2 separate regions of the Mus musculus genome follow, and region 1 is linked to region 2. The links are chromatin loops, found by intact Hi-C in ENCODE. Cell type or tissue: left cerebral cortex. All regions are shown on one strand. Links, peaks and the distances in the headings refer to the core of each region. The heading gives the core; the rest is flanking DNA.

What was found. A loop is a pair of places that touch in the nucleus more often than their neighbours do. Peaks named below come from ENCODE experiments on the same cell type or tissue, not always from the same donor. Only the 100,000 strongest peaks of a DNase experiment are listed, where the experiment ranks them.
Region 1: a loop joins it to region 2, with 12 times the contacts of the local background. A loop is called at or near these places in 2 of 42 quality-filtered maps.

The regions. Positions count from the first base shown.
Region 1 is chr12:111,498,370-111,510,484 of GRCm38, forward strand. Gm40578 (a long non-coding RNA gene) reads right to left here and starts at 4,340. Exons shown (of 3, transcript XR_003950153.1): 1 at 1,096-4,340. In left cerebral cortex, for the core only: CTCF peaks have their summits at 6,738 and 8,835 (motif pointing left); DNase peaks (open chromatin) are centred at 2,611 and 6,719; H3K4me3 peaks cover 904 bases; H3K27ac peaks cover 837 bases.
Region 2 is chr12:110,411,768-110,423,882 of GRCm38, forward strand. It overlaps Gm40577 (a long non-coding RNA gene), which reads right to left and starts at 6,297. Exons shown (of 3, transcript XR_873021.2): 1 at 6,239-6,297; 2 at 4,843-4,955. In left cerebral cortex, for the core only: CTCF peaks have their summits at 4,653 (motif pointing right), 7,153 (motif pointing right) and 7,360; DNase peaks (open chromatin) are centred at 5,553, 6,914 and 7,169.

The DNA of each region.
Region 1 (12,115 bases), core at 2,107-10,106, 1.1 Mb after region 2:
CAAAAACAAACAAACAAAAACACTGTCACAAAACAAACCAAAACAATAAACAAACAAACAAATACTTGTTTTTATATTTGTGCATTTGTGGGTATGACTGTGTCTGTGCACGCTATGTGTGTGTGTGGGGGGGGGGGATGACATACACACCATAGACATCAGAAAAGGGCATTAGATCCCTAAAACTGGAGTTGGGGGTGACTGTGTGCTGCCAGAAGTGTGGGACCCTAATGGCCATAGTCCACCATATGCTTTCCACCTTCACCATAACGGGCATTCCTCAACAGATAACAACTGAAAACAGCTCTGCCTTTACCAGTTCCCAATTCAAACCTTCTGCTCACAATGAGAAATCCCCCACCACACAGGATTTCTTACAACCCCCAGAGCCAAGGGGAAGTGGAAAGAACACATCAAACCCTAAAAGCGCAACTTAAAGACAAACAAACAAAAACACTTACCACCCAACAAACAATTAGTGATGGCTCTGACTATTCAAAACACATTTAATATTTACAAGAGTGGCAAACACCCTCCCCATCTCCTCCATTGGCACTCACCAGGTCAACTCCTCTCATCCTGGTACAATGATGCGATCCCTTGGATGGGATTTAAAAGGGACCAGATCCCCTTCTCACAACCAGAAAGAGTTTTGTTTGTGTCGTTCCATGGGACCAGCCCAGGCCTATTTGGGTTCCAGTCAGAAATGCTCGACACCACCCCACCAACCAAGAAGATGGCCCACCCCTCCTGACAGATGAAGGACTGAGGAGGCCGAGGAGGTACCACCACTGGTAGATCAGGATCTCCTGGCAGGACATGCATGACCTAGTGGCAGCTGCCTAGGCCACGTGCCCCCCACAGGCTTCCCTCTCCGATGCTCTGATGGCTGCCTTTCTTTTTCTTCATTCCTAACCCTCCTGATACCCATCAATGGAGACCCTCTCTTTGCTAGAGAGGTGTATAATGGACACAGTAAGATCACAGGAACCCAGGACTGCCTCCTTGAAGGGTGCCGGACCTGGATTGAGATTCCGCTACACCCTAATTCCATCTCCCTCCACTACCCCCAGCCCTTTCCTCTGCTTCCCTTACCACAACGCAGGTGACTGCCTCCAGAAAGCCTCCATAGATGGAGGCTGCAGATCTTGGAGATGCTGAATGGAATCCACGCCCCTGGCCAAGGTGGCACCATGCTCACTAACATTAATACTCATTTTCAGCTTTCCATTGGTGGTCCCTGGGACAAATGATGATGAATGGGACTTGTGGGTAAGCTCTACCCTTACAGTTACGCCAAATACCCAGTAGGGGACCTGCACATCTCCCGACAACTCCTCCCTGCCTCCAAATTGGCCTTTACCCAGTTACCATTCTTTAACAGAATCAAACTCCAAAGGAGATTCAAGCCACCCTCTCCTGGCTACAATGTATCCATTAAACAGCGGGCCTCCTCCCCCTAGCCCTCCCCCTAGCCCTCCCCCTAACTCTCTTTGTGGACAGCTTTTGGGGCCCGCTTGGCAGAAATCTGACATTGGCCCAGGACAGGGAAGTAAGCTCTGGCAGGAATCTGATTTGGAGCTAGAAAAAAAGACAAACAAACAAAACACTTACCACCATTTTGAGCTAGAAAAAAGACGTAGGCTCAGATATCCTGGTCATCCTGATCAGCCCTTAGATAAAGTGATCATGGGGCTTTGTTTATTGCCTTGCTTGTTCCTTGACTATTTGTGTTTATTGTCTTGTTTCTTCCTCAACCTAGAACTCACCTTATTATTTGCATGTAATTAAAGTGGTATAAAAGCAGACTGGAAAAAAAAAATTAACCTGACTCAGCCTCAGAACCAGCTGGGGTCATGCTAGAAAGTTGTCTAGTTGTCTTTTTTCTTTTTGATCCTTGCTCCTGCGCTGGAGAACCTGTTGACTGACTGAGCTGGCTTGGTCATCTCTCTACGCCTTTTCTTTTGCACTTCCCCCTCCCATCCACTGTTGGCAGCTGATCCCATTAACGACTCGATTCATGAACCCTGTGGGCCTTACCCACACAAAACTTACAAAACATTCCTTCTTTTAATCTATCCTCCCCCTTTGCCTCATAGGCCCTCTTCAAGGTCCCATCCTACACACTGCAGTAACATCACGGTCACCAAGCCAGTATGTGTTACCCTTCCCCCTTGCTCTTCTCCGGTGCAATAACATAACCAGTTCCTGCATTAAACCCCGCTTTTCAAAGTTTCTGCACCCCTGCAACGATTGTTCCCCAGGTTTATCTCTATGAGCCCAAAGAACGCACTTTACAGCTGGGAGGGGACCAGGGACGTCTTCATCCCTCTGTCCACCATCTCAACTGGGCGTCATGAGCCCCGCTGGAGCAGCCCTCGTCCAGACACACCATCTGGCTGGCGATTTCCAGGATAAGTTTTACCCAGCTGTACCTTCCTCCTTGGACAGTCTCTAGTCCCTCCATCGACAGATCTCCCCCCTCCCCCCCCCAGCAAGGGTTGTTCTACAGAACTCTAGACTTATTGGCTGCTGAGCAGGGAGGGGCGTGGCTTGCATTGTGTTGGGGGAAGAATGTGGCTCCTTTGTCAATGAATGGGGCTGGTGGAACAAAACTGACAAAGGCTCAAAGATCTCCAGGGAGACCTCAGGACATGCTATGCACCCAGCACCCTACCCCATGGTACCCACCCTGATGGCTTGGCTCCTCCCCTTCTCCTCCTGGTACTTTGCCCCATCCAGTTTCCAAAACAACAGATAAGTAGCAGTGCACGAACCACTGCCAATCAGGTTCTGGTCCAGTATCAAACCATCCCCCACATGGATGCTGACTTTGATGATACTGCCCTCTTATAAAGCAAGAGAGAGGAGCTGTGGGACCTTCATGGCCCAGGGTTACAGAGGAGCTTCAAACCCAGACACCTCAAACTTGAGGACAGAAGGAGTTGGCTCCCTCCTGCTTCCCAATCTGTTCCATAAAACCAGCCCCGCTAACCCTAGTAAGAATTTATTACCCTGACAGTAACCAAGCTTCACTCCTTGTTTGACCTTATAGGGTCCCTACACACACACACACACACACACACACACACACACACACACACACACACACACACACACACACATTAAAAGCCCCTGAGTATGTAGATAAAGCATCTTCCAACAGCCCTGACCCCTGCCCTGGTACACACACAGCCATATAAACCTTGCCCCAGAGACTCTGGCCACCTCTCCAGGGGCATAAGTACCCCTCAGTAAATGGAACCATTTCTCTGAAGCTGTTCCCAGCTGTTCATTACCCAAGCTAGATCCTGCACTGCACTCACCTGCACCCAGCTAAGCGTCCCTCCCTCTAGTCCAGCTGGTTCCAGAACGAGCCTAGCTACCCTGAGGGGAAAGCAGATGCAGGGTGGCACAGAAGTATGTGCAGAGAACTAAACTCAGGTCCTCTGGAAGACCAGTATCTCCCACTTAACCTCTAAGTCGTCTCTCCTGCCCCAGGTATTAAAAAAAAAAAAAAAGGCACAGGTAACCAGGTATGATAGCCCATGTCTCTAATCCTAGCACTCAGGAGTCAGAGGCAGACAAAGCTCTGTGAGGCCACCCTGGTCTACATAGTGAGTTCTAGGCTACCCAGGGCTACAAAGTAGGAACCTGCCTTTAAAAAAGTCCCAGGTAAGTCTCGGTGCAGAGTACATGCCTCACAATGCTCCTGCAGGTAGGCCCTTCTCTCCTCATGCCCATGTGACTATGGTATTCAAACATCCCTACCATGAGCCACCAAGGGGACCCTAGAGACCCCATAAAGCCACAGACTGCAAAGGGAGTAGAACCTGGCATGCCAGACTGACCCCCCCACAAGTTTAGGCACTGGCTCCCTTTCTTTTATTCTGCTCCCCGACCCCCAAGACAGGGTTTCTCTGTACAGCCTTGCCTATCCTGGAACTTGCTCTGAAGACCAGGCTGGCCTAGAACTCAGGGCTGAGATTAAAGGTATGCACCACCACCACCCAGCCCCCTTTCTATCTTAACTCTACTGACAAACAATAGCCAACTTTGACGCTGTGCTCAAGCCCCGGGAACTGTGTACATTGTGTAATGACTTCTGTCTCTGTGAACACACACATGAACACGGGAAGAGCAGCAGCGGGAGGTAGAGACTGACAGGGGCTCTACAGATTTTTCAACTTCCAAGTCGATGTTCTGAGCAGTGGATCAGTGGGGCTGAAAAGCAATTCCGGGGATAAAAGCATTTGTTACTGTTTCAGAGAACCTGGTTCTGTTCCCAGCACCCACATGGTGGCTCACAACCATCAATAACTGCAGTTCCAAGGGATTTGATGCCCTCTTCTGAGTTCCTTAGGAATCATCAGGCATGCATATGGTACACACACACACACAAGTGGAAACTTAAGGGTTCTTTGGAAAGTCAGTTGTGTCAGATGGTGTTTTGCTGGGGCAAACACGTGAAGGAGTGTTTTCCTGAAGTGGACACAGGTGAAAGGCTAAGACAGACTCATGAGGGAGCATTTAGCTGAAGCAGACACAGGAGAAAGGATGTTCTGCTAAAGCAAGCACATGAAAGGACACGCGATGAAGGATTCTTTGCTAACAACACACATGTATTGGTCTGCCTTACATTGCATAGTTGAGCTGCATTTGTTAGGACTCCATAGAGAGAATGCACCAAAAAAACTTCTGGTGGTGTACTGCAGTTTCTTGTCCCTTCCTCAGACTTGGGCTGATTGGCAGAGTGATGTCAGCTGAGACAAACGCACGTGCTGAGGCAAGACCCATGGAGGACACTTGACGCTTGGAGGATGCTCTGTACAGCACAACAGAACAGGAAGCAGGAAGCATGGGGCCTGAAGCTTCAAAGCCCAGTGATCCAGTTCTGCCAGCCAGGCTCACGCAAGGCAAAGCCCAAAATACTTCAGGAGGAAATGACTCTAGTGAATTGTTTACAGCCTTCAAGGCAGCTCACACACGGCCTCTGCACACAACGGAGTGTGTCCCCAGCACAGATGAAACAGCCACTGAGAGCTGAGTCCGAACTGCCGATGGCTGTGGGCGGACCAATCCCTAAGCAAGTTACAGCCATGAGCTTTGTGCACACTGTGGTCTTCAACGAACCCTTCTGGAAAGACTCGTACGTGAACAGAACTTAGCTCTGGGGTAAAGACAAGAAGGAAGGCTGAACTTTTTGTTCTAGACTTTTCTGCCCTATTGAATTGATTTCCCTTAGGTGCCAATATGCTGCTGACAGGGAAAGACTAAGTCATTTCGATTTCTTTGTACTTCCTGAGTTCACTTTCTAAAAAGGGAAGGGAAGGGAAGGAAACGAAATGAAAGGGGAAACAAAGCCAGGTGTGGTGGTGGCACATCACAATCCCAGTACTAAGGAGGTAGAGGCAGGAAGGTCAGGAGTTCAAGGTCGTTCTCAGCTATACAGCAAGCTGAAGCACATTGAGGTCGGCTTGGCCTTAAGGTCCTCCACACTCAGGGTCCCTCCCACAGGGTCCACTCTCCCCGGGGACCATCCAGAGCTTTGCCTGACTTCCACAAAGTCAGCTGCTTTGTCAAGTCCTGCTAACCATCCTTTGTCTACAGGGCATCCCTGCTTCCCCATGTGTGGACTGAAGGGAAGCCTCCGCTGTCATCACACACACACACACACACACACACACACACACACACACACACATACACACCACTGAGACAGTGAAGGGGGTATGTGCGCAGACCTGTCAGCGCTCTCAGAAGCAGGCAACAGAAGCAGCCCTGCAGAAGATGGCTTATCCAGAAACTACCTGATGGGGAGAAAAGAGCTGCCCGGACTTCAGCTTTGCTGGGGTTACTCCTTCCCTGTCTCCCCACAACCACCCAGAACTCACATGACAACTGCTATGACCACGCGCGTCCCAACAAGGTTCAGTGCAGACATCTCTGTGCTAGAGATGAGGCAGATCTGAGACTCCCAACCTGATCACCTGGGACGGTCATAGCAAGGTCTAATACTCTGGTGTACTTAGCAATAACGGCATTGGGAGCTGGAGAGATGACTCAATGGTTAAGAGCACGTGTTGCTCCTGCGGAGGACCCAGGTTTTGGTTCTTGGCATCCAGAGGGAATCAGATACCTTCTTCTGAACTCTGTGGCACCAAGCATGGACGTAGTACACAGACACTCATGCAAACACTCACATAAAATGAAATTTAAATATCTAAAAAAGGAAAGTACAGCGGTGCTCTCCCTGTAGTCGCTCTTTGTTTGGGCCACTGTTCACAGATCATCACAAATCGGTTCACAAGCGCACGCTCTAGTTGTGGTGGGGGTAGGGAGGGGAGCGATGTTCAGCTCCTTCCTCAAAGGATACCTAAGCCTCCCACAGTCACTGCGGGGAGTCACGATCAACCAAAGCTCCTGAAGCCCATTCTGTCAAGCAAATACATAAACCAAAGCATGTGGGTCCTGGAGTCAAGCCGGATGACGAAACCCCCCAGTTAGCGGTAAGCAAGTCTCCGGAATGCAGCAACAATTTCGCCAGAAGGACGACTGTCGTGGAATTCGTTCCCTGGTCCCACACTCCAGCCCAGAACGACTTCTTACACCTACCCACAGAATTGGATCTCGACTCCTGGAAGATAATCCCAGGGAAGCGCCATCTCCCAGCAGAGCAGCCAACAGCTGGCAATAGCTAGAAACCACCAGCACTCAGAGATCACAGCCAGGTTCGCCACCTAGCGGTGATGGGTTGAAGCATCTGTGGGGTTTGGCTCACTGTCAACCTGGCCGGGACTTGGTCCAGGGAAACTCAGAAAGCTGGGCTGTGTCTTAGGCTTGGAGGGAAGGGACAGCCGCAGGGAACATTTTTAAGGAAACAGGACAGTGGACATCAAAAGACTCGGAATTCTTTCCAGAAGAACCCTCTGGGGAAGAACAAAGACAGAAATGACAGTTCTTAGCACTTTCTGGCACTGTGAAGGTTCAGAAAATGATGCCATCATAGTCTCACAAGAACCCACACAGACAACTAGTGTGTTGGCTTCTCACCATTCACTCTAACCTTTAGCAAGGCACACATTTATCAACTGCGATTCAATACACACCCACAAGTTTGAATGAGACCTCCACCCTTATGGACCTTCTGAAGGATTGTTTTGTTTTGTTTTATTATATGTAAGTACACTGTAGCTGTCTTCAAACACTCCAGAAGAGGGCATCAGATTTCATTATAGATGGTTGTGAGCCACCATGTGGTAGCTGAGATTTGAACTCTGGACCTTCGGAAGAGCAGTCGGCGCTCTTAACCACTGAGCCATCTCTCTAGCCCTCTTCTGAAGGTTTTTAAGTGTGTGTTCCATCCAACAACTATAATGGTACTCATTTTAAAATAACTGCTAGGTGGTAGGGGGTGATGGGGGTTGCTCACATCTTTAATCCCAGCACTCAGGAGGCAGAGGCAGGTGGAATCTCTGAGCTTGAGGCCACCCTAGTCTACATAGTGAGTTCCAGGACAGCCAGGGATATGTGTGGAGACCCTGTCTCAAAAATACAAATTATGAAGGGTCCCAGAGAGGTAGGTCAGTGTTTGAGAGCTCTTGCTGAGCGATCGTGAAGACCAGAGTTCATACTCCAGCACCCATATGATAAGCTAGGTGTCCCATGCATGCCAGCAACCCTGTCTGCGAGATGGAAGAAGGGAGGAGGATTGGTGGGGTTTACCGACTTCCAGCCTACCCAAGAAAACTCAAACCCCACGTTCAGAAAGAGACTCTGCCACAAAGGGTAAGTGATGGGGGCTGGAGGACACCATCTCTCTTGGGGGCTGGAGGACACCATCTCTCTTCGGGACTCCATGAGAGTGTGGGTTCTCAACCTTCCTGAGCTGTGACCCTTTAATACAGTTACCACATGAGTTGTGGTGACCCCAACCATAAATTAGTTTATTGCTACTTCATAACTAATTTTGCTACTGTTATGAATTCGATGTGATTACTGTTATACAAATATCTGATATGTGATCCCAAGGGGGGTGTTGACCCACAGGTTGAGAAACATTGATATACATATATATAACTCTGCCACACACATACAAACAAATAATTTATGCTGATGAGGTAATACAAACCTGTAGCACAAGCTCTTAGAAGCTGAGGCAGGAGGATTTCATGTCTTAAGCCCCTGTCTCAAAAAATACATTTGTTATTCTGTTTATAAGTTCAGTTGAGGGGCTGGAGAGATGGCTTAGAGGTTAAGAGCACTGTGTGTTCTTCCAGAGGTCCTGAGTTCAATTCCCAGCAACCACATGGTGGCTCACAACCATCTGTAATATGATCTGATGCCCATTTCTGGTATACAGATGTACATTCAGACAGGGCACTCATATATGTAAAATAAATAAATTTTAAAAACAAGTTCAGTTGATTTTATAAGTTCAGTCTCATTTGCCAGCTGTTCTAAATAAAAACCCTTAAATCTTTTTGTATATGTAATTACTTTAAATACAATTGAACAGCTGACAAAATACTCTCTAGTGTGTAAGACAGGTCTTTTTTTTTTTTATTTTATTTTAGCCAGGTGGGAGGTGGAGGTAGGCAGATCATTGAGTTTGAGGCCAGCCAGTCTACAGATCAAGTTCCAGGACAACCAGGGCTACAAAGAGAAACTATCTTGAAAAAGCAAACAAAAATATCTATTGTTGTGGCTGGGGAGTTGGCTTGATGATTAAGAGCACTGGATTCTCTTCTATAGGTTTAATACCCAGCATCTACATAGTAGCTCGCAACCTCTTATAGCTCCAGTCCTAGGGGATCTGACGCCCTCTTCTGGCCTCTGTGGCCACTGCGAGCATATGGTAGACAAACACACATACAGGAAAAACACACACATATAAAAGTTACAGAAGAATCCATTTTAAATGTTTATTTATATGATTTCACGTGTGTGTTGGGGTGGAATATGTACACCTGAGTGTAAATGTCCATACAGGCCGGATGTATCAGCTCTCCCTAGAGGTGGAGATGCAGTGGTGGGATGGTGGGGTACCAGATGGGTGAGTGGTGAGGACCAACTCAGATCCTCGGCAAGAACGGTAGACACTCTGTTGAGAGCTTTTGGTGCCTCTTCTAGGAATTTGGCACTGAGCCGGACAAGGAAGTAGGCTATGGCAAGAATATTAGAAATGGCGTCCACGGGCTTTGTTTACGGTGGTGCTTTGTTACCATCTTGTGTGACCTCCTTGTTCACTACTTCGCTTGATTACTTTGTCTGTGATCTAAGAACCGACCATGAGTTTTGGGTGCACCTAGAATGATATAGAAGCAGGCTGGAGAGGATTAAAGCTGCTTCATCGTCAGCACGGGCTGGAGTCAGGTTATAGTTTTGTCTGTCTTTCTTTTTCAATCCTCACTCCCTTGCTTGAGACCCGGTTGACTGACTGGGCTGGCTTGGTCATACTCTTAGCTTCTGAGCCATCTCTCGAGATGCCGGGATAGATCGTACGTCCAAATTCTCTCCTATCCCTCAAGTCACAAAAACATGAGACCCAACTAACGTGATCATTTACCTCCCTGTTCCAGGGATGGGGCTTCAGGTCTACAAGAGGCGAAGGTTTCATTTCGGTGCTGCTGGTCTCAGGTTAATCACAGCCGATTGCTCTGCCCAAGCTGACTTAGAAACCACAGATCCTTAAATCAAAAGTATCATAGGAGCGACCTTGATAAAAGTCATTACGGGACGCTCAGGCTTCCCTCTGAAGCGCCACAAGCCCGGCCTCCATCTGTGCTGATCTCCACAGATCATCTCCAGGCTTCCACAGAGCTGTCATCTGAGCTCGGGTGCTCAAGGGCTTTTCCAGCCCTAAGCTCTGAAATCCTTCCACAAGCCTCTCCCAGAACAACACAGCAATATCCCAATTAATATGTGTGTGTGAGTTTGTGTCAGGTTTGTACCAGTTCTGTTCTAGTTTGCCTTCTGGGATAAGCGTTTGCCTTAGTTAGGGTTTTGCTGCTGTGAACAGACACTGTGACCAAGGCAAGTCTCATAAGGACAACATTTAATTGGGGCTGGCTTACAGGTTCAGAGGTTCAGTCCATTATCATCAAGGTGGGAACATGGCAACATCCAGGCAGGCATGGTGCAGGAGGAGCTGAGAGTTCTACATCTTCATCTGAAAGCTGCTAGCACAATACTGACTTCCAGGCAGCTAAAGTGAGTCTTAAAGCCCACACCCACAGTGACACACCTACTCTAACAAGGCCACACCTCCTAATAGTGCCACTCCCTGGGCCAAGCATATACATACCATATCATCGACCAAAAGCAACTTGAGGGGAAGGGTTTGTCCCACCTGACATCTTACTGTTCATCACAGGGGAGTCAGAGCAGGAATCTGAGGCAGGAACCCGGAGACGGGAACCAAAGCAGAGCCATGGAGAAATACTGCTCACTGCTTGCTTCTTTCAGCTCGCTCAGCTTGCTTTTTATACAGCCCAGGACCACCTGCCCAGGGCGGCACTGCTCACAATGGACGGGACCCTCCCACGCACCACTAACCAAGAGGATGCCCTGTAGACTTGGCTCTACAGTCAATCTGATGGCGGCATGCTCAGGTGAAGCTCTCTCTTCCCAGATGACTTGGCTTGTGTCAAGCAGGGGCTTGGTGGGAGTGAGCAAGGATAATAAAGGGTAATGCAGTGTGTGAATGTGATTACAAGCATCACCTATGTCTGCTAACATCTCATAGTAAACCCATGATTAAGAATAATTAATATGTGATCATTAATACATCATAGCACAAACAACCTCAAAAGGAAAAAAAAATGTTTTGATTAAATGAAGCAGGAAAAATAGTGCCTCCAACAGAAGTACAGCCCAAGGACTCCAAAGGCTTCTCCCAGATGTCCCATCTTGGCAGTGCTAATACAAGGCTGGAGCTAGAGAGAAGTGTGTTGAGGCCTGGGATCAGCACTCAGAGGATGGAGCACCACAGGTTCACACAAGACAAGTGATGAGCAGACGGTGTCGCCCAAAGGTCCCTGCTGTCGACTCCACAGACGCGAATCACGACGCTAGGCTTGAGAGGTTCTTTTACCGTTAATTTTAATGTAATTTTTAAAAAGACTTTATTTTAATTACATGCAGATGTGTGTGGATATGTGCATGTCAGTGAAGGAAGAAGAAAATATCAGATTTCTCGTGATCTGCCTGATGTGGGTACTGGGAATTGGACCCAGAGCCTCTGGAGGAACAGCCAGGACTTTTTAACTTCTGAGCCAGCTCTCCAGCCCCTGAAATGTTCACATCCTTAGTAAGACATCAGTGACCCTGGTCACTTCCCTTCATTTTACTTCTGTGTTTTCTTTGTTTAAAAAATTGAAATATATATATACACATATGTGTGTGTGTGTGTGTGTGTGTGTGTGTGTGTATCTCCAGGTGGTGGTGGCACGTAGTACATTCCTTTAATCCCAAGCACTCAGGAGGCAGAAGCTTACAGATCCCTGGGAGTTTGATGCCAGCCTGGTCAACAAAGTGAGTTCCAGGACAGCTAGAGCTACACATACACACTCACACACACACACACACAAAACACACAAAACCCCTTGTCTTGAAAAATATATACATAATGTATGTGTGTGTATACATATTTGTATATATATATATGTATGTGTGTGTGTATATATATATGTATGTGTATATATGTGTGTGTATGTGTGTATATATGTGTGTGTATGTGTATATATGTGTGTATATATGTGTGTATGTGTATATATGTGTGTATATGTGTGTATGTGTGTATATATGTATGTGTGTATATATGTGTGTGTGTATATGTGTGTGTGTACACACATGTATGAATGTGTCACCTGCATATCTGTAGGTGTACCACATATGTACAATGCTCATGGAGGCCAGTAGGACAGAAGAATACCTCAAACAGAAGTTCAAGGGGGTGTTAGCTCCCCTGTAGGTGATGAGAACCCAAGCCAAGTTGTCTGTGAGAGCAGTGAGTGTTCCTCTTTTTTTTTGGTTTTTCAAGACAGGGTTTCTCTGTGTAGCCCTGGCTGTCCTGGAACTCACTCTGTAGACCAGGCTGGCCTCGAACTCAGAA
Region 2 (12,115 bases), core at 2,584-10,583:
CTCAGGAGGCAGAGGCAGGAGGAGTTCTGTGAGTCTGAGGCCAGCCTGGTCTGCATGGCAAGTCCTTGGCATGATGAGACTGTGTCTCAAAAAAAGGTGCAAGGAGTGGGGGAGCTAGAAAAAAGAAAAAACTAAAAGAAATTATAAAAATATGGCAGAAATTAAGTAGAAAACATAATTGAAAAAATCAACAAATTTGAAGTTAATTTTACCTCTTGGCACTTATGTGCGCATATCCACACATACACATAATTAAAAATAAAATAAAGCTTCTTTTAAAAATAGGTTGGAAAGCTTCCGGTTTCCATCTTCGTCCTGGAGCTGACCCTGTGCCACAGCTCTCCGTACCCAAATCCCACCGGGAGAGAGCTGGTCTCCCAGGAGTACTGACACACAGGCTTACAGGGGGAACAAGCCACAGTCTGAGACAGCAAGACCAGTTAACACCAGAGATAACCAGATGGCAAGAGACAAGGGCAAGAATATAAGCAACAGAAACCAAGGCTACTTGGCATCATCAGAACCCAGTTCTCCCACCACAGCGAGCCATGGATACCCCAACACACTGGAAAAGCAAAACTGTGATTTAAAATCACATCTCATGATGATGATAGAGGACTTTAAGAAGGACATAAAGAACTCCCTTAAAGAAGTACAGGAGAACACATGTAAACATGTAGAAGCCCTTAAAGAGGAAACACAGAAATCCCCAAAAGAATTTCAGGAAAACACAACCAAAATTGAACAAAATCATCCAGGATCTAAAAATGGAAATAGAAACAATAAAGAAATCACAAAGGGAGACAACCCTGGAGATAGAAAACTTGGGAAAGAGGTCAGGAGTCATAAATGCAAGCATCACCAACAGAATACAAGAGATAGAAGAGAGAATCTCAAGTGCAGAAGATACCATAGAAAACATTGACACAACAGTGAAAGAAAATGCAAAATGCAAAAAGCTCCTAACCCAAAACATCCAGGAAATCCAGGACAAAATGAGAAGACCAAACCTAAGGATAATAGGTATAGAAGAGAGTGAAGATTCCCAACTTAAAGGGCCAGTAAATATCTTCAACAAAATTATAGAAGAAAACTTCCCTAACCTAAAGAAAGAGATTCCCATAAACATACAAGAAGACTACAGAATTCCAAATAGATTGGACCAGAAAAGAAATCCCTCCTGTCACATAATAGTCAAAACATCAAATGCACAAAACAAAGAAAGAATATTAAAAGCAGTAAGGGAAAAAGGTCAAGTAACATATAAAGGCAGACCTATCAGAATTACACCAGACTTTTCACCAGAGACTATGAAAGCTAGAAGATCCTGGGCAGATGTCATGCAGACCCTAAGAGAACACAAATGCTAGCCCAGGCTACTATACCCAGCAAAACTCTCAGTTACCATAGATGGAGAAACCAAGATATTTCATGCAAAACCAAATTTACACAATTTCTTTCCACAAATCCAGCTCTACAAAGGATAATAGATGGGAAACTCCAACACAAGGAAGGAAACTACACCTTAGAAGAAGCAAAAAGGTAATCTTTCAACAAACCCAAAAGAAGATAGCCACACAAGCATAAATCCACCTCTAACAACAAAAACAACCGGAAGCAATAATCACTTTTCCTTAATATCTCTTAACATCAATGGACTCAATTCCCCAATAAAAAGACAGACTAACAGACTGGTACGTGAGCAAATAAACCCGATTTTAAAACGGGGAACAGAGCTAAACAGAGAATTCTCAAATGAGGAAACTCAAATGGCCGAGAACCACCTAAAGAAATGTTCAACATCCTTAGTCATCAGGGAAATGCAAATCAAAACAACCCTGAGATTCCACCTCACACCCGTCAGAATGGCTAAGATCAAAAATTCAGGTGACAGCAGATGCTGGTGAGGATGTGGAGAAAGAGGAACACTCCTCCATTGCTGGTGGGATTGCAAGCTGGTACAACCACTCTGGAAATCAGTCTGGCGGTTCCTCAAAAAATTGGACATAGTACTACCTGAAGACTAAGCTATACCACTCCTGGGCATATATCCAGTACTACCGGAGGATCCAGCAATACCTCTCCTGGGCATATATCCAGAAGATGCTCCAACATGTAGTAAGGACACAGGCTCCACTATGTTCATAGCAGCCATATTTATAATAGCCAAAAGCTGGAAACAGCCCAGATGTCCCTCAACAGAGGAATGGATACAGAAAATGTGGTACATTTACACAATGGAGTACTCAGCTATTAAGAATAATGGCTTCATGAAATTTGCAGGCAAGTGGATGGATCTAGAAAATATCCATCCTGAGTGAGATAACTCAGTAACAAAAGAACACACAGGGTATGTACTCACTGATAAGTGGATATTAGGCAGAGTGTGGAATACCCACGATACAACTCACGGACCACATGAAGCTCAAGAGGAAGGAAGACCAAAGAGTGGATGCTTCAGTCTTACTGAAGGGAAGGGAAGGGAAGGGAAGGGAAGGGAAGGGAAGGGAAGGGAAGGGAAGGAAAGGAGGAGGGAGAACAAAATAATCAAGGGAAGTAGAGGGTGGGAAGGACTTGGGAGGAAGAGAAAAGGAGGAGGGGAAAGGGGGCAGGATCAGGTATGGGAGGAGATGGAGGAGATGTACAGAGGGTCAGGAAATGGAAAGAGGTGTGTAGCAATGGGGGATGGGGAACTGGGAGTAGCAACCAGAAAGTCCCAGGTGAAAGGAAAGCAAGAGCACCCCAGGACCCCACGTAGATGACAGTAGCTGAAATACTCCACAAAGAGGAGGGAGAACCTGTCGAGACCATATCCAGAGGTTAGGCATTCCCCGCCCCTCCCCACCCCCACCCCCCATTGAGGGATGGGGCCACCCACCCGTCTCCAAAATTTTAACCCAGAATTGCTCTTGTCTAAAGGAAATACAAGGACAAAGAGTGGAACAGAGACTGAAGGGAAGGCCATCCAGAGACTGCCCCACCTAGGGATCCATCCCACATGCAGACACCAAACCCAGACACTATTTCGGATGCCAAAAAGTGCTTGCTGACAGGAGCCTGGGATAGCTGTCTCCTGAGAGACTCTGCCAGATCCTGACTAATACAGATGCGGATGCTCACAGCTGATGCCCCAGTGTGGAGGCATGCTAGGGCGGTGGGTGGGTGGGTGGGGGAGGATCCTCATAGAAGCAGGGTAAGGGGGATGGGGTAGGGGTTTGCAGAGGGGAAACCTGGAAAGGGGATAACATTTGAAATGTAAATAAATAAAATATCCATTTTTAAAAGGAAAAAAGAAAAAAACAGGCTGGAGAATTAGCTCAGCAATTAAAAGTCTCTCAGGGGACCCCCAACTCAGGTCCCAGCATTCACAGATAGTGGCTTCCAACTGTGTGTAACGCCAAGCTCAGGATGTTAACAGCCCCTTCTGGCCTCTGTGGATACCTGCACTAACATGCTCTCACACACACAGAGACACACAGTTAAATGACCAAGCCAGCTCAGTTAGTCAACCGGGTCACAAGCAAGAGAGTGAGGATTGAAAAGGAAAGACAGTTAGACAAAACCATAACCTGACTCCAGCCCGTGCTGAGGATGAAGCAGCTTTAATCCTCTCCAGCCTGCTTCTATATCATTCTAGGTGCACCCAAAACACATGGTCGGTTCTTAGATCACAGACTAAGTAATCAAGCGAAGTAGTGAACAAAGCCCCATGGTCACTGTTTCTAACACTCTTATCTGAGCCTACTGACAAATGCCAAATTCCCAGAAGGTGCACTAAAAGCTCTCAACAGTTAAAAATAAAAGTGAATGGTTTTGGTTTGTTTTTAAAGATTGATTGATTTATTTTATGTACGTGAGTACACTGTAGCTGTACAGATGGTTGTGAGCCTTCAAGTGGTTGTTGGGAATTGAATTTTTAGGACCTCTGCTTGTTCCGGTCAACTCCGCTCACTCAGTCCCTGCTTGCTCCGGCCCAAAGATTTATTTGTTATTATACATAGTACACTGTAGCTGTCTTCAGACACACCAGAAGAGGGCATCAGATTTCATTACGGGTGGTTGTGAGCCACCATGTGGTTGCTGGGATTTGTACTCGGGACCTTAACCACTGAGCCATCTCGCCAGCCCTCTTTCTTTCTTTCTTTCTTTCTTTCTTTCTTTCTTTCTTTCTTTCTTTGTTGTTGTTGTTGTTGTTGTTGTTTGTTTTTTTGTTTTTCGAGACAGGGTTTCTCTCTGTAGCCCTGGCTGTCTTGGAACTCACTTTGTAGACCAGGCTGGCCTCCAACTCAGAAATCTGCCTGCCTCTGCCTCCCAAGTGCTGAGATTAAAGGCGTGCGCCACCACTGCCAGCTCTTGTCCTCATTTTCTTTTTAATTTTTATCTTTTCGTTTTTTCTTTTTAGTTTTTTGTTTTGTGTTTTGTTTTGTTTTGTTTTGTTTTGTTTTTGAGACAGGGTTTCTCTGTGTAGCCCTGGCTATCCCAGAACTCATTATGTAGACCAGGCTGGCCTCAAACACACACATGTCCACCTACCTCTGCCTTCTAAGTGCTGGGGTTGAAGATACCTGCCATCTCCACACCAGCACCACTGGGCTTTTTTCTTTTTCTTTTTACTTTTACTTTTATTAAGCTCTGCCACATGTGTGCAATGCCCATAGAGGCCAGAAGAGGGAGTCAGGCCCCTCTAGAACTAGAATTACAGGCGGCTGTGAGCCAAGGTGTGGGTGCCAAAAAGCCAACTTGGGTCCTCTGCAGGGGCAGCTAGAGCTCTTAACCGCTGAGCCAGCTCTCCAGCCCTCCTAATATTCTAATGAAGAAAATTTCAGAACCAAGTGCCTTCACCTGACAACTCTTCCACATATGGGGGAAATGTCGACACCAATGTTTCCCAACTCATCCAGGAAAGTAGAAAGAGAAGAAACGTTTTCCAGGTCTTAATACAATGCCAGCAGACCCTGGAGAAAGATTAACACATTAATGTTTTAATATCTGAAGCCATCGTTTCTACTAATAGAAACATAAAGATATTAAGATATATATATAATTTGGGGTGAAACAAAGTTTTAACGAAATATCCAGCAATAAATGCCAAGATGCAAAGAGTAACCAACCATCACAGGGGAATCCATGTAACCATTCGTCACAGGAGAGTCCACGTTCGCTACCTTCACGGGAGAATACACGCCCACCAGTCAAGTTTCCCCCCAAAATGCAGAAAGCACTCAGTGCTGTATGAAACACTGTAACTCGACTCTTGGGGTATGTTTTTTCTTTTTTTCTCCTTTCTGTGTGCATATGTATACACACTCATATGTAGATTTGTGTGTGCACGTGTGTAGAAGTACACACGCATACATGAATGCTCGCGGAGGTCAGCGGTCAACACTGGGTTCCTTCCTCAATCATCCGCCAACTTATTTTTTGAGACAGGGTCTCCCACCACACTTGGAGCTCACTAATTTGGCTAGGCTGGCTGGCCGGTGAGCCCTAGAGCATGCGCTGTCTCGCTCAGCTTGGCTGGCTGGTGAGCCCCTGAGCATGCGCTGTCTCGCTCAGCTTTCTTGTGGGTGCTGAGGATCTGAACTTGCACAACAAACACTTCACCAACTGAGCCATCTCCCCGGGCCTCAGTCAGCACTTGTCGTGATTAATTTAATGTACGGACGATACGCAGCCACAAAGTACCAGCTATTTGATCAAACGTCCATCTGTGTCTGAGGTCACTTCTGCATTTTGATAACAACGGAAGCCCGGCCCCAGCAATACACCCTGTTCTCCATGATGTCAATGGGCTTCATCTAAGGAGCTGAAGGCTTGGAACAAAGCCATCAAATCCAACTGTGAGAGGTCTCAGTCAGGAAAGCCACTTGCCGCAAAGGAGTTAGAACTGCTTATAGACTGACCAAAGTCCTTCCAACTTCCTAACAATTCCAATTCCTGACACCGCGATGACATGCCCGCCACACCCTACAACCCCAGACCACCATGAAAATACAGTCCACAAGCCAGAAAAAAAAAAAAAAAATCCCAGTCCATTCCCCGCCCCCTCCTTTTTTGTAGCTAAAATTCCTCCTCAGAGAAGGCATTAGCAAAGTCCACCTCTCCTCCTCCGAAGGTCGCAGGAACACGCCAAGGCATAGTTCTGCCAAAGTGAGTGGGAATCAATGCATTCCTTGGGCTTCTGTACAGAGGGTAAGGCGAGGGATTACAAACACTAGCCACACCTAAAAAGCCTCACCCAGCAAGGACGAGGGCCATCCCTGCAGCCACACAAACAGTCCCGGGGCTGGTCCTTCCCGCCTCTATGTACTTTAGCCCCTCCCCAAGGCCTCGAGCAGAATTGCCACGGGGTAGGGAACAGGTGGATACTTCAGGCAGAATCTAGAGCCCTACCCCACCCACTAGGAGGAGGGGCATAAATGGTCAACAAGCCCCGCCCGCGTAACCTTTTGCAGGGAAGAAAGGCTGAATGCTCAAGGTGACATTAGGCGTAGACATTTATTTCTGGCAAGTGCTACGTCCCTGACCCAGGGTCACACACACACACCTGTTGACTGTACTGTGTTTCCTGTTAAAATAGGAGGAGCCCAGTTCAGAGCCCCAGCACCGGGTTGCAGGCAGGGCAGGCAGCTGAGGTGAAGCAGAGACAGGAGATCCCAGGACCTTGCTGGCCAGCCATTCTAGCCAAAGGGCCAGTTGAAAGTTCAGTGAGAGACTGTTTCAAAAGGTAAGGTGGAGAAAGATAGAGGAAGACATCCAACATTGATCTCTGGTGTCCCCGTGGTCACAAGCCAGTGAACACACCCACATGCACACATCTGTGTGCACGCCTGACAATACACACACGTGCGCGCGCGCGCATCCATGATGCACACACAATGAAAAACCTAGCATGCAGCCCCAATCACTAACCAGAGAAAGGAAACTGAACGAGATTGTCCTCAAAGCTTTGTTCATCAGCCTAAAGGGTACCAGGGACAGAAGGCTGTTCCCAAGTGTCCTTGGCAGGGTGGGAGTAGAGTGGCCTATGCTGGCACGTTCTGTCCACCTTCCAGGAATAGGCTGCCTGCTGCCTGCAGAAAGGCCAGAGGCTGACATGCGGCAGAGGAAGAGGGATGCAGGCCTAATAATAACTTGAGAAAAACCACCCAGCTGAGAACTCCTAGATGCAATGATAAGCTTTGAACACCAGATGGCGCTCAAGGATCATAGTTGCCCTTTTTTTTTTTTTTTTTTTTTTTTTGAGACAGGGTTTCTCTGTGTAGCTCTGGCTGTCCTGGAACTCACTCTGTAGACCAGGCTGGCCTCGAACTCAGAAATCCACCTGCCTCTGCCTCCCAAGTGCTGGGATTAAAGGCGTGTGCCACCACGCCCGGCCATAGTTGCTTTTAATATCTTGGGCCACAGAAACCACTCATCACTGAGTACATAAGCTTGTTGGCTGTGATTAGCTCCATCCTTGCAACTACCCATGAGGTATTTGGTGTTTCTATTTTACAGATGAAAACTGAAGTTTGAGATCATGCAGTGACCCTTAGCAGAAGGCTCATCACCACGATGGTCACCCTGGGAACCCCAAGCCATTGTGTAAACATTCCAGAGGAAATCTTCCAAGGATGCTCTATCCACCTGTGAGCTGCTGAAAGTGTGTGCCCTAGGGTGAGCCCAAAAAGGGTCCAGCAGTGGGCGCGCGGGGGCAGGGGGGGTGACAGTGGCTGCAGCGCATGCCTTTAATCCCAGCACTTAGACAATCGCAGAAGGATCTCTGAGTTCGAAGCCAACCTGTTCTACAAAGTGAGTTCCAGCACAGCCAGGCCCACACAGAGAAATCCTGTCTCCAAAACAAAAACAAACAAACAACAAACAAAGGGTCTGGCAAATGTGCAGGCTTTTGGCCAGACAACTGAGGCTCTGAGCCAGATCTGAAGTTTCTACAGGACCACATACTGGGATGGGGCAGTATGACACCAGAAAGAGCCCTCCTGCCTGGCTACCAGTTTTAGCTGGGGTTTTACTGCTGTGAACAGACACCATGACCAAGGAAAGTCTTATAAAGGACAACATTTAATTGGAGCTGGCTTACAGGTTCAGAGGTTCAGTCCCTTATCATCAAGGCAGGAACATGGCAGCATCCAGGCAGGCATGGTACAGGCAGAGCTGAGAGTTCTACATCTCCATCTGAAAGCTGCTAGTGGAAAGCTGCTTCCAAGCAGCTAGGATGAGGATCTGAAAGCCCACACCCACAGTGACACACCTACCCCCAACAAAGCCACACCCACTCCAACAAGGCCACACCCTCCAATAACACCACTCCCTGGGCCGAACAAATACAAACCACTACACTATCTAAACCCCATTACACGTGGTCCTGCACATAGGCCTGGGGACTCTGTGCAGAATTCAGGGCCACATCCATCCCTCAGCTCTGCAAAGCCCAACACTCATGGTGCTCCTTCCTGGTAGATACTTTGGGGACAGGGGGACAAATGGAGGAGAAGGTTGGAAAGAAGGGGTGTCACAGACAGACTGCAACAGGGCACAGGGCTGTTTGGGGGACCTGTGAGAAGGTTCCAAGAAGCTGGCATGACGAGAGGGAGGCTTGCTGAGTAGGACAAGGGTGTGTCACAAGAGGCCACCACGCGAGCTTCGGAACAGAGGGTTACCCTGCAGCTACAGAACCCTGTGCTCCAGAGAGCTCAGAGCTCCCGAGGTGTAGGGTAGAGCCCACGTGTAGTTATATAGCTACACCAGGAACCTGGAGGTATACTGCTTGAGAGAATGCCAGGAAGTCAATCCTTATAGCTGTGCTGGGAGACCAATATCAGTCTGCTCTGGAGAGGAGACTGGGCTTGAAAGTTCAGCTCACACGCCACTGCACACAGCCAGTCTCCCTCCCGGGACCAGATCTTTGCACACTTATACTTAGGCCCCATCCTTTGGCAAACCTTCTCCTCCACCTAGAAGGATCACGGCTGATTTCACCCAGTTATTTACCTACTTGTTTTTTGGGTTTTTTTAAAGATGTATTTATTACTATAAACAGGTACACTGGAGCTCTCTTCAGACGCACCAGAAGAGGGCATCAGATCTCATTATGGGTGGTTGCTAGCCACCATGTGGTTGCTGGGATTTGAACTCAGGACCTTTGGAAGAGCAGTCAGTGCTCTTACCTGCTGAGCCATCTCAACAGCCCTACTTACCTTCTTGTAAAAGTAACTTTTATCCCCCTGTACAATTGTCATCTCTGAGGCTCACCACCTCAGTCTGCTAACTGAGACCTGGTCACGAAAGCGTCTAGTCACCGTATAATCTAATCCAGGCCTAGAATGTTTTCAGCCTCTGAGACTTGCTGGAATACACTCACCCCTTCCGAGTTCTTTCTGAACTCTGGCTGGCTGATTCAGCTCTCAGCTGTTCAGGCTCAAACTCCTCTGCACTCTGATTCAATCTGGCTTCTCTCTCAGTTTCTGACTGAATTGTTCTGCTTCGCCTCAAACTAGCTCTGGCAATCCACTCTCATCTTCTGTCTCCTCATTCTCCGGCTCATTATGTCTTCACCTGTATGTAGCCTGTCCTCTGTCTACAACCTGTCTCTGTACAACTATCCCAGAAAACTGCCTCCTCCTCCTTTCTCTCCCTCTCCCTCTCCCTCTCCCCCTCCCCTTCCCTCTCCCTCTCCCCCTCCCCCTTCCCCTTCCCCTGCCACTCCCCTCGCCTCTCTCTCTCTCTCTCTCTCTCTCTCTCTCTCTCTCTCTCTCTCTCTCTCTCTCTGCAATGCTCCCTTAAGTAGCTTCCCTTTCCTCTCTTCTCGTGAGAGTTTGGCATATCCTATTCTGTCAAGTCTCTCTGATTCATCACTGTGTCTGCCACTCAATTAGACATCACATTCAAACATGAGTGCTTCCTTCTACAAACTAACGTTACCTTCATTGTTTGGTGTGTACTAAGGGCATATCTGTATTCTGGCCAGAGGGACTAAAGGGGTGTGTGTGTGTGTGTGTGTGTGTGTGTGTGTGTGTGTGTGTGTGTGTGTGTACACTCATGGGCTGAGCCACACCACAACTAGAAACAGGTTTTTCAGTAGTTAGCACAATCTCAGGATCCACAGTGTGATCAAATATCCTGCAACACCTTCAATATTAGCACTTGAGAACCTGGGATGCCTACCCAAATTACTTGAAGCTATGGCCTCTACTTGGGGTGCCATGCCCGAGCAGCTGAGTGGGAGGGCTCCCCTGCCTCTGTCGTGGAATTCGGATTCCATATTTCCACCATGAGGGCTGTCCCTGAGCCCTATAGAGGGAGGGAGCATAAAACACACACACACACAGACACATGTATGTGAGTCATAACAGCAACACCAGCGCTCGAAGGAGTGCGTTCTCAGCTCAATGTCCGAGGCTCCAAAATCCTGTGTTGAAATCTTTTTTTTTCTTTTCTGCATGTGTGGATGTGATGTACACTGCATATCTGTATGCATTTTTTCGTGTGTGTGAGCACACGTGTGGGGATGCACGTGCAGGTGTGTGCAAAGGCTAACACTACCTGTTTTCCTTGATCACTTCGCACACCAAACACTGAGGCAAGGTTTCTCAATTGAACCCAGAGCTCACCAATCCAGCTAATCGAGCTAGCGGCCTTGTACCAGCAATCCCATTTTCTGCTTCCAGCCTGCTGAGATTACACATGGCCGCCATGCCCATCCAGCATTGCGTGGGTGCTAGGGATCCAAACTCCAGCATCATGCTTACATGACCGACACGTCACCTACAGAGCCATCTCCCATCCAGGGTTGGACATGCAGGGTTGGAGTGCCACTATAAGGCATGCATAGAGACACAGAGGCAGCTTGGAGTGGTCAAAGCCTGGAAGAAGTCGGGGGTGCAAAGCCAGAAAATCCTCCAGGGCCTTGCTGGACCCTAAGAGTATCCAGCAGGAGCAGGGGAAAGTGGGTGCTGTAGAAAAGACTCCATCTTCTCATTCGACCCCAGGTGACCTCAAACAGGCACTGCAGGCACAGCCATGCTGTGTAAGGGCCACGAGGAGGCCCCAGTCAGAAGCAAAGACTAAGCTGTGATAGGAGATGGGCACAGCGTTCTAACCCGGTGGGCTGAATGGACTGCGTGACTGTCTCACAGCTGTGAGCCACACTAGAGGACATTTAGCTGAGACCATTCTGAACTGTGGAAGGCACCGCCTGGTCCCCTGACTGCTTCTTAGCAGGCAGCGTTCAGCACAGGGAAGCAGAAGTTACAGGGTTGGTAAGTCCTCAGCGTTAGAATGAGAGGGTTTCCAGAGAGAACCCAGGTATGCTCAGGTGACCCTCTGAGAAGATTCACTCTCAAGCAGAAGCCAGGAACCAGTTATGTTCAAGACAATGCAGGTCCCACTGGTCTTGTCTTCTCCATCCCAGACAGATGCCTCAGAAAGCGGACATGATGGTGCATAGCTCTAATCCTAGCATTCGGGAGGCTGAGACAGGGCCTGGACTACACAGCGAAATCCTGTCTCCAAAAGAGAAAAGACAGAGACAGACTGTGGGCACACCAAAGGGAGCCTCCCGTAGGGTAATGCCCGGTGAGGCTTGGCCTCATAACCCAGGAGCACCTTGGATGTATGGGGAGGTGTAGACTGTACTGAGAATGTGTTATCATTAAAACCCTGGTTATGTGGAACAACAATATGAACTAACCAGTACCCCCAGAGCTCGTGTCTCTAGCTGCATATGTAGCAGAAGATGGCCTAGTCAGCCATCATTGGGAAGAGAGGCCCCTTGGTCTTGCAAACTTTATATGCCCCAGTACAGGGGAATGCCAGGGCCAAGGAGTGGGAGTGGGTGGGTAGGGGAGCAGGGCAGGGGGAGGATACAAGGAACTTTCGGGATAGCATTTGAAATGTAAATAAAGAAAATATCTAATTTTTTAAAAAGCCATGGTTATGTTATGTAAATATGTTTTGTTTGTTTGTTTGTTTGTTTGTTTGTTTGTTTGTTTTAATCCCAGGCGTGGGCTGTGGGGCTGCTTCAGGTTGTCCACAGCTGCTATGATTTGTCTCATGCTCTAGCAGGGGTGTGATTTTTGCCCCCTGTAGATAGCTTATGTTTAGAATTCTGGGG